Linked DNA regions of Homo sapiens: all the other regions are linked to region 3. A link is a contact called in ENCODE Hi-C or POLR2A ChIA-PET data. All regions are on one chromosome and are shown on one strand. Each heading gives the region's core, a stretch centred on a gene start or an enhancer-like site at or near the end of the contact. The rest is flanking DNA. Distances are from core to core; before and after follow the strand shown. Region 1 holds the start of PSMC2 (proteasome 26S subunit, ATPase 2). Region 2 holds the start of PNPLA8 (patatin like domain 8, phospholipase A2). Region 3 holds the start of NAMPT-AS1 (NAMPT antisense RNA 1).

What was found. Hi-C counts contacts between places; a loop is a spot of excess contacts on that map. ChIA-PET counts read pairs that join two places held with the same protein, here RNA polymerase II (POLR2A). Pooled maps may share reads with other maps.
Region 1: a loop to region 3 is called in a map of naive thymus-derived CD4-positive, alpha-beta T cell, with 6 times the contacts of the local background. The contact joins the promoter of PSMC2 here to the promoter of NAMPT-AS1 in region 3. A Hi-C loop is called at or near these places in 1 of 168 maps with a recorded cell type or tissue (naive thymus-derived CD4-positive, alpha-beta T cell), 1 of 37 single-sample maps with no recorded cell type and 9 of 50 pooled maps.
Region 2: a loop to region 3 is called in a map of CD8-positive, alpha-beta T cell, with 26 times the contacts of the local background. The contact joins the promoter of PNPLA8 here to the promoter of NAMPT-AS1 in region 3. A Hi-C loop is called at or near these places in 3 of 168 maps with a recorded cell type or tissue (CD8-positive, alpha-beta T cell, ascending aorta and naive thymus-derived CD4-positive, alpha-beta T cell), 1 of 37 single-sample maps with no recorded cell type and 14 of 50 pooled maps. POLR2A ChIA-PET finds 5 or more read pairs at or near these places in 1 of 52 experiments (CD4-positive, alpha-beta T cell).

The regions. Positions count from the first base shown.
Region 1 is chr7:103,345,199-103,349,571 of GRCh38, forward strand. PSMC2 (proteasome 26S subunit, ATPase 2) reads left to right here and starts at 2,445. Exons shown (of 12, transcript NM_002803.4): 1 at 2,445-2,583. The coding sequence starts at 2,514. It also overlaps a transcript of PMPCB not described here and the pseudogene RPS29P16.
Region 2 is chr7:108,524,858-108,529,033 of GRCh38, forward strand. It overlaps PNPLA8 (patatin like domain 8, phospholipase A2), which reads right to left and starts at 1,278. Exons shown (of 11, transcript NM_001256007.3): 1 at 1,172-1,278. LOC124901722 (a long non-coding RNA gene) reads left to right here and starts at 1,618. Exons shown (of 2, transcript XR_007060473.1): 1 at 1,618-2,788. RefSeq lists enhancers at 415-1,375, 1,147-1,266, 1,557-1,896.
Region 3 is chr7:106,283,489-106,287,793 of GRCh38, forward strand. It overlaps NAMPT-AS1 (NAMPT antisense RNA 1), which reads left to right and starts at 1,758. Exons shown (of 1, transcript NR_186647.1): 1 at 1,758-2,838. NAMPT (nicotinamide phosphoribosyltransferase) reads right to left here and starts at 1,495. Exons shown (of 11, transcript NM_005746.3): 1 at 1,340-1,495. The coding sequence starts at 1,396. RefSeq lists silencers at 825-1,184, 1,455-1,994.

The sequences.
Region 1 (4,373 bases), core at 1,195-3,694, 2.9 Mb before region 3:
CGTGCTATTACTAATTTACCTGCATTATATCTTTTAATACTCGCTTGGAGAAGAAACCTCTCTCTAGTGTGTTAGATTGTATTCCAAGGCCAGCAATATTTTTACCTTGTTCTAATGAAGTTTTTATTCAAGATATTCCCAATTATAGGACTCTGGGACTTAATTTTTTAATGTATAATAAAATCAATTGTATTCCTACTATATGCTTCCTTCTAAGACTGCAGTCAAAAGCAAAAACTAGCAAAAACAAACAGTGGGTAAAGGCTCACCCCCAACAGCAGTATCTGAAACAGGTTCAATAAAATAAACTTGATATGCCACTCTTTAGCAAGGACCACCAGAAATTAGTAAATTAGAAAATAACTTACTAATTTCATTATATTTTCACAATTAAAGTTTTTAAATATATTATATATATATATATGTATATTTTTTTTTGTAGAGACAGGGTCTCACTATGTTGCCCAAGGTGGTCTTGAACTCCTGGCCTCAAGGGATCCTCCTGCCTCAGTCTCCCAAAACTCTGGGATTAGAGGCGTGAGTCACTGTGCCAGGCCAATTAAATACATTTAATTGGTCTGTATATCTGCTGCATGATAAAATTGTCACTTCAAAACTGACTTTTCAAAAATTGAACTAAGGGAGGCTGAGGTGGGAAGATCGTTGAGGCCGGGAGGTGGAGGTTGCAGTGAGCTGAGATCACACCATTGCGCTCCAGCCTGGGTAACAGTGAGACCCCGTCTTTAAAAAAAAAAAAATTGAACTAATCTTCTGCCCCAAAACCTCTTCCTGATCCCTACTAATGCAACCACTGTTAAAACATGCTCCAAGGTGCAAAGTAACCTGACTCCACTTTCTTCATATTAATATATTTTTTTCCTCACACCTCCTCCCATTCAATTTTACCATTAACTCTAACATGGGTTTTTGTTTTTTTGTTGTTTTCTTTTCTGAGACAGAGGCTTGCTCTGTCGCCCAGGCTGGAGTGCAGTGGCCTGATTTCGGCTCACTGCAATCTCTGCCTCCCAGGTTCAAGCGATTCTCCTGCCTCAGCCTCCCGAGTAGCTGGGATTACAGGTGCGTGCCACCACGCCCAGCTAATTTCTGTATTTGTAGTAGAGACGGGGTTTAGCCATGTTGGCCAGGCTGGTCTCCAACTCCTGACCTCATGATCTGCCTGCTTCAGCCTCCCAAAGTGCTGGAATTACAGGGGTGAGCCACGGTGCCCGGTCGGGGGTTTTGTTTTTTAAAAAAATTGTGCTAAAACACACATAACATGAAATTTACGATCTTCACCGTTTTTAAGTTTACAGTAATGTTAAGTACATTCACATTATTGTGTAACCACCCTACAAAACTATTTTTATCTTACAAAACTGAAACTCTATACCCATTTAATCTCTTACAAAACTGAAACTATGCCAGTGGAAAAAACTGTCCACTGGAAACCATCCTTCTACTTTGTCTTTAGGAATTTGACACCTCTAGGTACTTCATATTTGTGGAATCATATAGTATTTGTCTTTTTTGTGACTGACTTATTCACTTAGCATAATGTCTTCAAGGTTCATCTGTGTTGTAGCTTATACTAGAATTTCATTCCTTTTTAAGGCTGAATAATGTGTGTGTGTGTGTGTGTGTGTGTGTGTGTGTGTGAGCGCGCATGCGTGTATCACATTTTGTTTATCCATTCATATGTAGATGGACACTTGGGTTGCTTCCACCTTATGGGTATCATGACTAATGCTGCTTATGGACATGGATGTACAAATATCTCTTTGAGATCCTGTTTTCAGTTCTTTTGGATACACATCCAGAAATCGAATTGCTAGGTGGCATGGTAATTATTTTTAATTTCCTGAGGAATCAATCATACTGTTTCCCACAGCAGTTGCACCATTTTATCATTTTACATTTACATCAACAGTGCACCAGGATTCCATTTTATCCAGCAGCACATGCAAGGGTTGGCTGGACCCAAGGGTCATCCTTTCCAACACTTATTTTCTGTTTTGTTTTTGCTTGTTTTTTAATAATAGCTATCTTAATAGGTATGTGGTGGCATCCAACTGTGGTTTTGATTTGCATTTCCTAACAGTGATGTTGTCCATTTGTATATCTTCTTTGGAGCAATGTTTATTCAGGTTATTTGCCCACTTAAAAAATCAGGTTGTTTTCTTGTGTGGTAGGAGTTCTTTATATATTCTGGATATTAACTCTTTACCAGAAATAGATTACCTTCACTATATTTGTAGATGTGGCCACTACTTATTGTGTCTAATATGCCAGGCGTTTTACAAACACTGTAAAGTTTCCTTCTCACAGGTAATCAGTCCAAAAACCAGCGTGCCAAAGCGTTTCCCCAGGGCTCTGTCCGGACTCTGAAGCACTGCATAAAGGGGTCTGTCTGAGCCCAATTTACTTCCGGTGGGGAAGGGAAAGGGAAGACACCACCGGAAGCAAGGAAGGTGCTGTGTAATCATTAAGGAGCGGAGGCTTTTGGAGCTGCTAAAATGCCGGATTACCTCGGTGCCGATCAGCGGAAGACCAAAGAGGATGAGAAGGACGACAAGCCCATCCGAGGTCAGTTGACATGGGCCGGAGCTCGGAGCTGGGGCGGGACTGGAGCGGAGCTGCCTTGGCACTGGAGAGGAGCTGGATTCCCGCTCCTGGCTCTGTGCTCTGGCCCTTTTGTGCCCCTAGTAATTTAGTCTGGACACCGGCCGGATTAACTTGCCTGCCTTCTCAGTCTCCCTCATCCACTACAAGTTCTGTATTATCTGCTGATGGAAATTTTTATTCATTCTCAGCTCTCGGGTCTTGAAGAAGTCACGCACCCTGCTTGGCCTAATAGGCCTTGAAAAGTTCTGCCTGGCGGTGCTCGGTCACCTGATCCTCTTTCCTCTCCTCCTCCTTCCCCCTGTGACAGCCGGGAGCTGTCACTGTGTAGCCACAATTCTGAGACATAATTTTCTTAAAAAAATTATTTGACCAGATAATACATTCACAGGGTTCACAATTCAAGAGGCAGAAAAGATATCTTTGAAAAGCCTCGCATCCTTGGCCCCAGCCACCAACTTCTCCACAGAGGCAACTAATGTTGCTATTTTGCATATCTTTTTAGACATATTCTATACATATACAAGCAAGTGTGCTTATCTATTCCTTTTTTTTAACACAAATGTAGCATGCTGTACATACTTCAACATCTTGATTTTTAAAAAATTAATATATATTAGAGATACTTTCCTATCATGTAGTCACTTCCTCTGCATCTGCATAGTATCCTGTATTATGCGTATACAGTAATGTATTTATTATTGATGGACGTGTAGATTTTTCCAATTTGTTGCTGTTATAAAACAATGAGTACCTTTTACCTCGTTGCACTCTGAGACCAAGATGGGTCACCAGAAGCTATGCTGGAGCCACCCGCGAAAATTCGGCCAGGGTTCTCGCTCTTGTCGCGTCTGTTCAAACCGGCACGGTCTGATCCGGAAATATGGCCTCAATATGTGCCGCCAGTGTTTTTGTCAGTATGGGAAGGATATTGGTTTCATTAAGTTGGACTAAGTGATCTTCCTTCAAAGGATTATCCAAGGCATCTACCCAATGGAAAACCATGATAGTTCTTTGTACATAAAATAAACATTTAAAAAAATGAATAATCTTGTTTATGTAACTTTTACCAAGTGCACAAGTACAAATTGTAGGATAAATTCTAGAAGTGGAGTTCTGATTTTGTAAGTGCCAAACTACACTCCATGGAGATTGTACCAGTTGACACTTTAACTTACAGTGCATGAGATATGCACACCAGTTTTGGATATAACTTCTTCCCAGTAGTCCCGTTTGTAGTCTCATCTTTATGCCGTTTCTCCTTTTGTTCCTTAAGCTATTTTTAAATGTTCTTTTGGTATTTCTTATGTTTCTTCTTACTTTTCCCTTTCTTAACAACTTCAACTTTTCCTAGCACCCTTCTCCATTTACACTGTCCCCCAAAAGAAAGCATTTCCTTTCTACCTTCATCTCATTCTGCTGTTTCTTTTAAAAATATTTTAGGACACTGAAAATGTCAGATATACTCAGTATTTATTGGAAAACTTAGACACAGAGATTTATCATTTGATCTGTGCACAGTGATCTGTGTGTTTCTCTGGGTTTGTTCTTCTGTAAAAATATTAATACATTTATTCCTTGGATACAGTTATGACTAACATGTATATAGGATCTTATGCGTTTATTCATACATACCCTTTTTTTTTTTGAGATGGAGTCTTGCTCTTGTCACCCAGGCTGGAGTGCAGAGATGTGATCTCAGCTCACTGCAATCGCTGCCTCCTGGGTTCAAGGGATTCTCCTGCCTCAACCTC
Region 2 (4,176 bases), core at 28-2,527, 2.2 Mb after region 3:
CTGACCTTTTTACAAATATATATTCCATGAGTGAAGCAATATGCAGCTTCAGCACAACCCCTCTAACTGGGGTAAAAAAAAACAACTCAAAGTACAGGCTGTTCTTGTAACAACTTTGCATGTGAAACAAGTGAATAGCTAAACTAGTGAAACTGGCCCTTTCATTCAACATCACTCATTAAAAGGGCGTTTACAAGATTTTAATTTAGTCCTGATATAGAAATAAAAAAAGAGATCAACATTAAGAAAAAGTTGATTATAATTACGAAATAAAAACATGTTCTTATATTGAAAGGACAACTAATTTGCATAAGCAATTTAACAAAATAGCTAAAATGGGCTTGATACAACTGCCTCACAAGGCATAAGCTCTTAATGTTTCACTGTTTAACAGCATTTTCTTAATACACTGAAACATTTGTCATTTTTGAACTCTCAGAAATTAGGACTGCAGAACCAGGATACAACTGTTTTGGAATTGAAAACAGTATTTTAAGCAGGATTATATGATAGTCCCTTATGTCACAACTCTCCTGAGTTTTTCCTATGAGTCACCATTTTAAAGTTATCATTGTATTAGGCGTGGAAAGCAGGTTCCTTCCAGCACAATGATAGAAATGACACAGGGATAGGAAGCACTGCAACACAGTGATTCATACACCTTATCCACTTAAGCAACAGCGGTCAAGGATAGAATCAAATGTGGATGGGGTCAGAAAGAGATTACTGACAAAAAATATCAGGCAGTAGAATCACCAGGTGCACACTGACAGTCGAGAATGATGTAGACTAGGGAAACCCTCCTGAGAGTGACCAGTTAACTACTGGAGAACACTACAGTCCAGGGGAAGGCAGACAGACTCTGGAAAATTGAGGAGGGAGTCGTGGGGATGGGACAGGGGGAGCAGGGCGGGACCTGCGAAACCAAATACGGTTTGCGCTTCTGGGGCAGCAAAGCCCACGGGGGCGGAGGGCGCCGAGTACCAATGAGCTCCAGGACCTGCGGGCTCCTTCCAGCGCCAGCTCCTCCCCAAAGCCTGGCGTGTCCCCACCCTCTCGCTCGGGAAGTGCCCTCCAAAGAAAGAAAGGACGACCCGGAGCGCCGGACAAGGGTCCAGAACGATCAACCAGCCTCCTATCGTCCCGCCCCTGTCCCCTCGCGGCTACTTACCGGGATGCAGGCCGCAGTCACTAGGGCTGCAGCGGCGACTCGCTCGTTCCCGGCAATGACGTCCACTCCAACCGGCCTGCATCAGCTGAGCTTCCAACACAAACACTGGCGCAGCAGCTAGGTCGCCACCCACTCAGCCCCGCCCCGCTCCGCCCCCAGCGGAAGTGACGCGCTAGAAGTTTGGGTCTACCCGCGGGCCGGGGTGAGGATTTTCCGCCTCGCTCAGGCCTCTGCCTCCTTGTCAATCTCCGTTCCTCCCCCGCCCCGAGATATGCGCAATAGAGCATGACGGAGCGCAAGGCGGGAAGCCGCGACAGACGTGTGTGCGTGCGTGCGTGCGTGCGTGATGCGCGAGGCGTGGCTTGCTGGTGGGGCGTGCTGTGCCTTGGTTGGTTGCCGGGTGTGAGAGCGGTGGGACTTCGTTTTGCCTTCCTGGGCGGGACCTCGGAGCAGTGTCCTGGTTTGCTTGTTTGCGGGCCGCTATTCCCTTTCAGCAGAGATAAGCCTCCCTCTCCGCGTCCCTGAAGCCCCTGCCTGCGCTGAGTTCCTTGGAGCTGGGGGCTGCGATACCAGTCTCTTGGAGGGTGGTGCCCGGCGCGGCCGCGCCCCTTTCTCTATATCCATTCCTGGGCATGGCCACCCAGACTAAATGTCACTCAAAAGCGAGTTGACATATATTACTGTATTGGAAGTTAGCATAAACCGCCCCACAAATGGTCCCACACGTAACACATCTTTTTAAAATTGTGGCATTTCATACGTACCACAGGGGCAAACTACAGCCCTCAGGGCAAATCCAGCCCACCGCAGGTTCTGCTGTACTAGGAGCTAAAAATGGGTTTCACATTTTTCAAAGGTTAAAAAAAAAGTTTTGCGACAGATGACAATTATATGACATTCATATTTGTGTCTGCTTTTTAAAGTTTCATTAGAACATAGCTTTGCATTCCTATACATGCTGTTAATTAAAGCTTTTATACTACAATAGCGAATTTGGGTAGTTGCAATAGCCCCTTACCCTCTTGAAGTGACCTTGCAATTACGTTGAGGTCGGGAAAACAGATCAGTTTCAACTAGTTATCAACCTCAAAATGTTATCAAGACTTATACTGTACTCTCAAGGCTTACCCACTACCCATGGGTATGTATGCTTTAGCCCCCTGTAAGGTTATTGTAAAGTCCTTAAGGAAGGGGATTCTTTGACCTGTCAAATGTAGTGGATGTTACCCTGATAGTTGTGTTGTTTTGATTTTTTTAAATCAAGGAGGGAAAGCCAGCTTGCTATGTTCTTGGGACACAGTGTCTGGATTATGTACATCATAATGCCTGGTAAACCCCAGCAGTGGATAAGCCAGACATGTTATTTAGCTACAGGAGAGTTAAAAGATGTATGCACCAATTAAGCCTTACAGGCGTGTGGAAGGAGCTTTAGTTTTTGAGACAGATTCCTCCTTGTTGCTAAAGAAAAATTATTCTGACACTTGTTAAAATGTCAAGGAAGACATTTAGAACTATTGCAATAGGTGCCATGACTATCACCATGGGGGAGAGAGATTGGCCTCAAGTTTTAATACAACAAAAACAGCTAGGATTTATAACCAGCAAGCAGACTGAGGGGTCAGTTCATGGAAAATTACTAAGAAGTGATATCAAGGGTCGGGGATATTCTTGTTAAAGTGACTTACAAGATTCTTGCTGAAGACAGGCGGAGATGATCAATTATCAAGGCTAGGAGATACTCTCTAAACTGACTTTGCAAGATTCTTGCTAAAACTGGACTCAGCAGGCCTAAGACAGGGGCCCAAGGATGAGGCCTAGTTGGGAAGAGGGCTCAGAGGAGCCTAACTAAAGTATGGTCAAGGAGAGAGCACCACCATTCCCTCTCCGCTTATGCTCTTTCATCCCCTAATTTAGTCAGATGTTATTAAATATCCAGATTTTCCTCCCATGTCAGAAATTTTCAAATAACGCCCAATTCCTGCTTCTCCATTCTTATCCTTCCTCTCCCTCCCTTGTCTACCACCATACCTTTAATCAGTCATGAAGTCTGATGAGTTTTACCGCAGAATTTCTTGAATCGTTCCTCTGCTCCACATTCGCATTTCCACTGCTCTAGTTCAGGCTTTCATCCTTGCTCTTCAGTTTCATCTAAACTGGTTTTCCAGCCTGTAACTAACCTCTGACCCAGTCAGTCTCTTCTGTGCAACCACGGTAATCTTTTGAAAGTGCAAGTCCAATCGTGTTTTCCCGAATTAAAAAGCTTTTGCTGGCTGTACATCTTCACAGAATATACCGAATGAAATTATAGGTTCTGACCCTGCTGACCTTCCAGCCTTTACTTTCACCACTTGCCTCTCACTCTCTATCCTCCAGCCACACCTGTACTTCCCCAGATACTCTTGTTCCTTTTCATACTTAGTGCCTTGGTCATGCTGTTGGCTTAGCTCCCCTTCCACCTTGTCCTCCTAAAGATTTGTTTGTCCTTCAGCCAGGAAAATCTTACCTCACTACTCATAGAATGAATCATTCCTTCCACCTGTGCTCACTTCTCTTATTGCCCTTGCTGCACAGTATTATAATTTATTTGTTTATATGCCTGCCAGTTTCCTGCAGTCAAGGAGCGTAAGGTAAACTGTATTGTCTGGATCTAGCGTAACATCCAACAAATAGTAGACTCTCTAAAATTCTGTATTATTGAATTGATTTTTAGTTTCATTTAGATTACTAGTTTGATAAGTTAAAAATGGAAAATAAAACCCATTTATGATTCTTTTGATGTTGGGCAGTTTTGAGACAAAAGAGAATTATATTTAATTTCAAACAAATTCAGTAGTATGCAAAATTGGAGATTATCTTGTGTATAATAGCAGACTAATGCCTTCAGGAAATCATCTATACTTGAAATAATGCTAAATACAGTAATTGTTCAACGCTATATTCTTTGGAAGCTGGGTAAAAGAGACATCACATTGCCCTGTATCAGTTACTTGCTATGCTCATTCTAT
Region 3 (4,305 bases), core at 508-3,007:
CTACAAAACTATCAATGAGGCTATTCTAAAATCACTATTTAAAATTTTGAAAACACTATGATTGAACCAAGAGAACACAAGAGGAGGTTTTAGGACCAAGTAAAGGACCATACTTGAGGTATTATCACGTATACTTGACAATATTCAAGAATCATACTTGATAGTGTTCGGATTTTGCAATACTTTAAACTTGCATCTAAAAGACAACTTGTTGATGGATCTTGGCTCGATTTCAAGAACCTATCTAAATATCATAAACAGCATTTTAAGCTGATTGGAAAAAAACAGACAAAACTTAAGTAAAATGGAATTCTCTAAAATACTTTCTCGGAATATCGGAGGAGGGCTAAAAACAAAGGAAAAAAAAAGAATCAAAACAAAAACATGAGAGTACTATGTTTTACCACTGTATTCCAAACCACTATGCTGCTCAAGTAAAATTTACTTTACCTCTTCCCTTCACTACTGCGTGCTTCATATCAACTGAATGTGGCAGCTACCCACACAAGTGTTCAATGGGCATGTGAACGCAACGCTGTGCCATTTCCCTCTCCACATGTTCTCTAGGGTTAAAACTACAGTTCCTTTAAATCCTCGTGTTTCATTTTCCTTTTCACAGAAATCCTGTAATGACCCTAAAGCAGATAAGAGCAGAGCGGCCTCTACACCCAGGGATAAGGAGCACGAGCAATCACTAGGTGCCAAGGAGTTTGAAACGGAGCCCGGCGGAGTGGGACAGGGGAATCCACTACGGCTACCGGGGCCAGGCGAGTGTCCTCCGCGCCGGAGCCGCAGAGGACCGCGGCTGCTCCGGCGCCCGCGCCAGGACTTCTCCCACCTCGCGCCCCGGGAGACTTACCTGCCCAGCCAGGGGCGAGCGCGCCGGGCTGGCCCGGGGGAAAGCCCCGCTCACTCTCCACTGCGGGTCCCCGGGGCCGTTACCTAACTGGTCCCAGCTCCAGGCCAAGAGGCCGCGCTTCAGGGAAGGGCATGCGCTCGCCGGCGACGCCCAAGCCCCGAGCCCCGAGCCCCGAGCACCGGCGCCCGGGAGTCCGCTGGGGCCCGCCTCAGCCCCCCGCCGCGCCGCCGCCGCCGCGCGCCCCCAGGCCCCGCCTCCACCGCCCAGCCCTCCATCCTCCTCAAGCCACCTCCTGCCCACTGCGGCGCCTCCTCACCTGCCCCAGCCGCCGCCGCCCGCGCCTCCCCCGGGCCTCCCCGCGCCGCGACCCTAGCCCCAGCCCCAGCCCCAACCCCAGCCCCAGCCGCCCCCGCCCCCCTGCCGCGCGCTCGTCCCCAGCGCGCCCCGCTCCTCCTCATCTGCCCGGGCCCCGAGCTTTACCTTGTAGGAGTCGGTGGCCAGGAGGATGTTGAACTCGGCTTCTGCCGCAGGATTCATCTCGGGCCGGAGGACAGGGGCCGCGCGCCGCGAGCTCCCTGGCGCGGCTGCGAGGAAGGAGAAAAATGAGCTTCACCGCGCTCCGTTGCTTAAGTCACTGCTCGGTCGGCGGAGGAGGGGGAGAGGGGGAAACGGAGAGAGGGGAGGGGTCAGAGGAGGGCGGGCCCGGGAGCCGTGACGCGGCGCGGGTGACGGCTGCGGCGGCTCGCGTGCTCGCAGTCTGGGAGCTCTGGCGGACTCCCCACCTCGGTTCCCCCGCCTTCACCCCGTCACCCTCCGGGGGCCGAGAAAGGGCGGGGCGCGGCAGCGCGCTGCGCAGTGCGCGGAGGCGGGGCGGGGAGGAGGACGTGATGCACGCGCTCTTCCTCCCAGACGCCAGCTCTGGGAAGCTGGAGGCAGCGGGGCAGCCCCGGCGCGTGACCCGGGCGCTTACCTAAGTTCGAGTTCCCGGCACGGGCGCGGGAGGGCGGGGCCTGGAGGGGGCGTTCCCAGCTTTGCCAGTGCCACGAGGAGCCGGTTCGCCCGCCCCGCCTGGGACCTTCCGTCCTACCCAGTCCTGGCCGGTTTTCTGGGTCCTCCTGAAGTCACGCCACCCGGCTAGGGGGCGAGGAGCCTCCTACTGCCCATCTTCCCGTCCACCACGCGCAGTTACTCACCTTTGTCTCCGGCCTGGATTAAGGATCCAGCCTTTCGCCTCCATCCCTCTTGTCCCTCCTGATCCTCCTGACCCTGTCTTTAAGATCCCAGGAGCTGCGGTGAGGAGTGAGGCTGAGGGGCCCCTTTCATCTGATGCAGCGACTCCGCTTTCCTCCGGCGGCTCTGTCTATGGCTGAGCTCTTTGATCCTTTGAGAGATGGTTTGACTTTTCCCGAGCAAAGAGCCTGCGTTGAAAAGCGGGGGTGGAATTCAGTCCTCACAGATAATGAGGGGACAAGACCTAATTGAACCGAGTATTGCCGGGAAGGAAAAGGCAACGGGCCAAGCCTTTGACAGGGTGCGACACTGACTTTTATCATCGTTATAGTCTTTAAATCCTGGGAAACGAGTTGGCAACCCCAAAATAAAGAAGTGTAATGACGTCTGATGACTTCACCCAAATACAGACCATTCCAAGAAAGACTTGCGCAGTTCTCATGCGTGGTTGCGTTTTTGCATAAAACTAAGATTCCCTTTGTCCGCATGTTTAATAGCTTAAAAATAAATTGAGGTTTTTATCGGATAAAAGTAGCCAGGAAAAAGTGATACAGTGAAAACGATTACAGGATATTTATAGACTTGTCTTTCAAGTTATTAGAAGTCTCATTCTATCTGGGGGCAGTGATGGTGGTGGTGGTAGTGGAACTTGTGAATTGAGATTCATAGTGGAACTTGTGAATTGAGATTCATCTCGAAACTGGAGGCATGGCTGAGACTTCTAATAAAGACAACCTCAGTCAACACTATGTCTTGAAGTCAGTATATATTTTTGACAATCACCTCATCTACACGTAGATACAATACAGGGCAAAGATCATGGAAGTGGAAGGTATCACCAGGCACTCACCAATGTAGTAAATACTAGTACACTTACAATTATTTTCAGCAACGAGGTTTGAAACAAGAGGGCTTATGTATTTATTGGTTGATCTTCCCTGTGTTTTACCGGGGAAAATTATTTGTAAACGCATTTAAACAAATTATTATTTCTATTTTGAGACGGAGTCTCGCTCTGTCGCCCAGGCTGGAGTGCAGTGGCTGGATCTCGGCTCACTGCAAGCTCCGCCTCCCTGGTTCACGCCATCCTCCTGCCTCAGTCTCCCAAGCAGCTGGGACTACAGGCGCCCGCCACCACGCCCGGCTAATTTTTTGTATTTTTAGTAGAGATGGGGTTTCACCGTCTTAGCCAGGATGGTCTCGATCTCCTGACCTCGTGATCCTCCCGCCTCGGCCTCCCAAAGTGCTGGGATTACAGACGTGAGCCACCGCGCCCGGCCTAAACAAATTATTTTTTAATATTTGATTTTGGGAGTTTTTTTATATTATTTCAAGGAGTGCAATTCAAAGAAGGAAAAAGATAATTTTTGTCCTTAATTTGGTGTTTTTTCCTTCATTTAAAATTTATATAACCTACTTTACTTATAGTACAAATTCTTATTTGTTTAGCTTCCTGGAATTCATGTATCTATAAATGACCGTTGTTCTATGCTGCTTTATGCAGAAAAGAAAGTAGGATTCTGATTATAATGTGGGCTTTGTTTATGGTAGTATTTTTTTAAGATGCAAAATTTGATCTTGCAATCTTTGAGTTGAATTTGCAGTTTTAAAATAAAAAGGTCTTATATCTGTGCAAAGAAAAAATATTGTATTGACATTGCTTGTTAAATTAAGGAGTGAGGCCTGCACAAGTATTAGTAATGTGAATCCTCACAGTAGTCTCCAGAGAAAAAAAATGACAATGAAGTCATGTTACCAATAGGACAATCACCATTTGCCTGAGATAGAAATAGGCACATTCTCTATGTAACTACATGCTTAAGCTGGAGCAATTCAGAATTAATTGGGGTTTAGAACTATGAAATTATCACTGAAAACAGAGCCAAGATTTCATTTTAAAATGGCCTCCCCTGAAAGACAGTTTAACAGCTAGCATTAAGGTTGGACGTGGTGGCTCACACCTGTAATCCCAGCACTTTGGGAGGCTGAGGCGGGCTGATCACTTGAGCCCAGGATTTTGAGACCAGCCTGGGCAACATGGTGAAAACCCATCTCTACAAAAAATACAAAAATTAGCTGGACGTGGTGGCATGTGCCTGTAGTCCCAGCTTCTCTGAAAGGAGACTGACGTGGGAGGATTGCCTGAGCCCGGGGAGGTTGTAGCATGTAGAGGACCTGAGAAACTGTTTTTCATAGGTCACAACAACATGACAAAT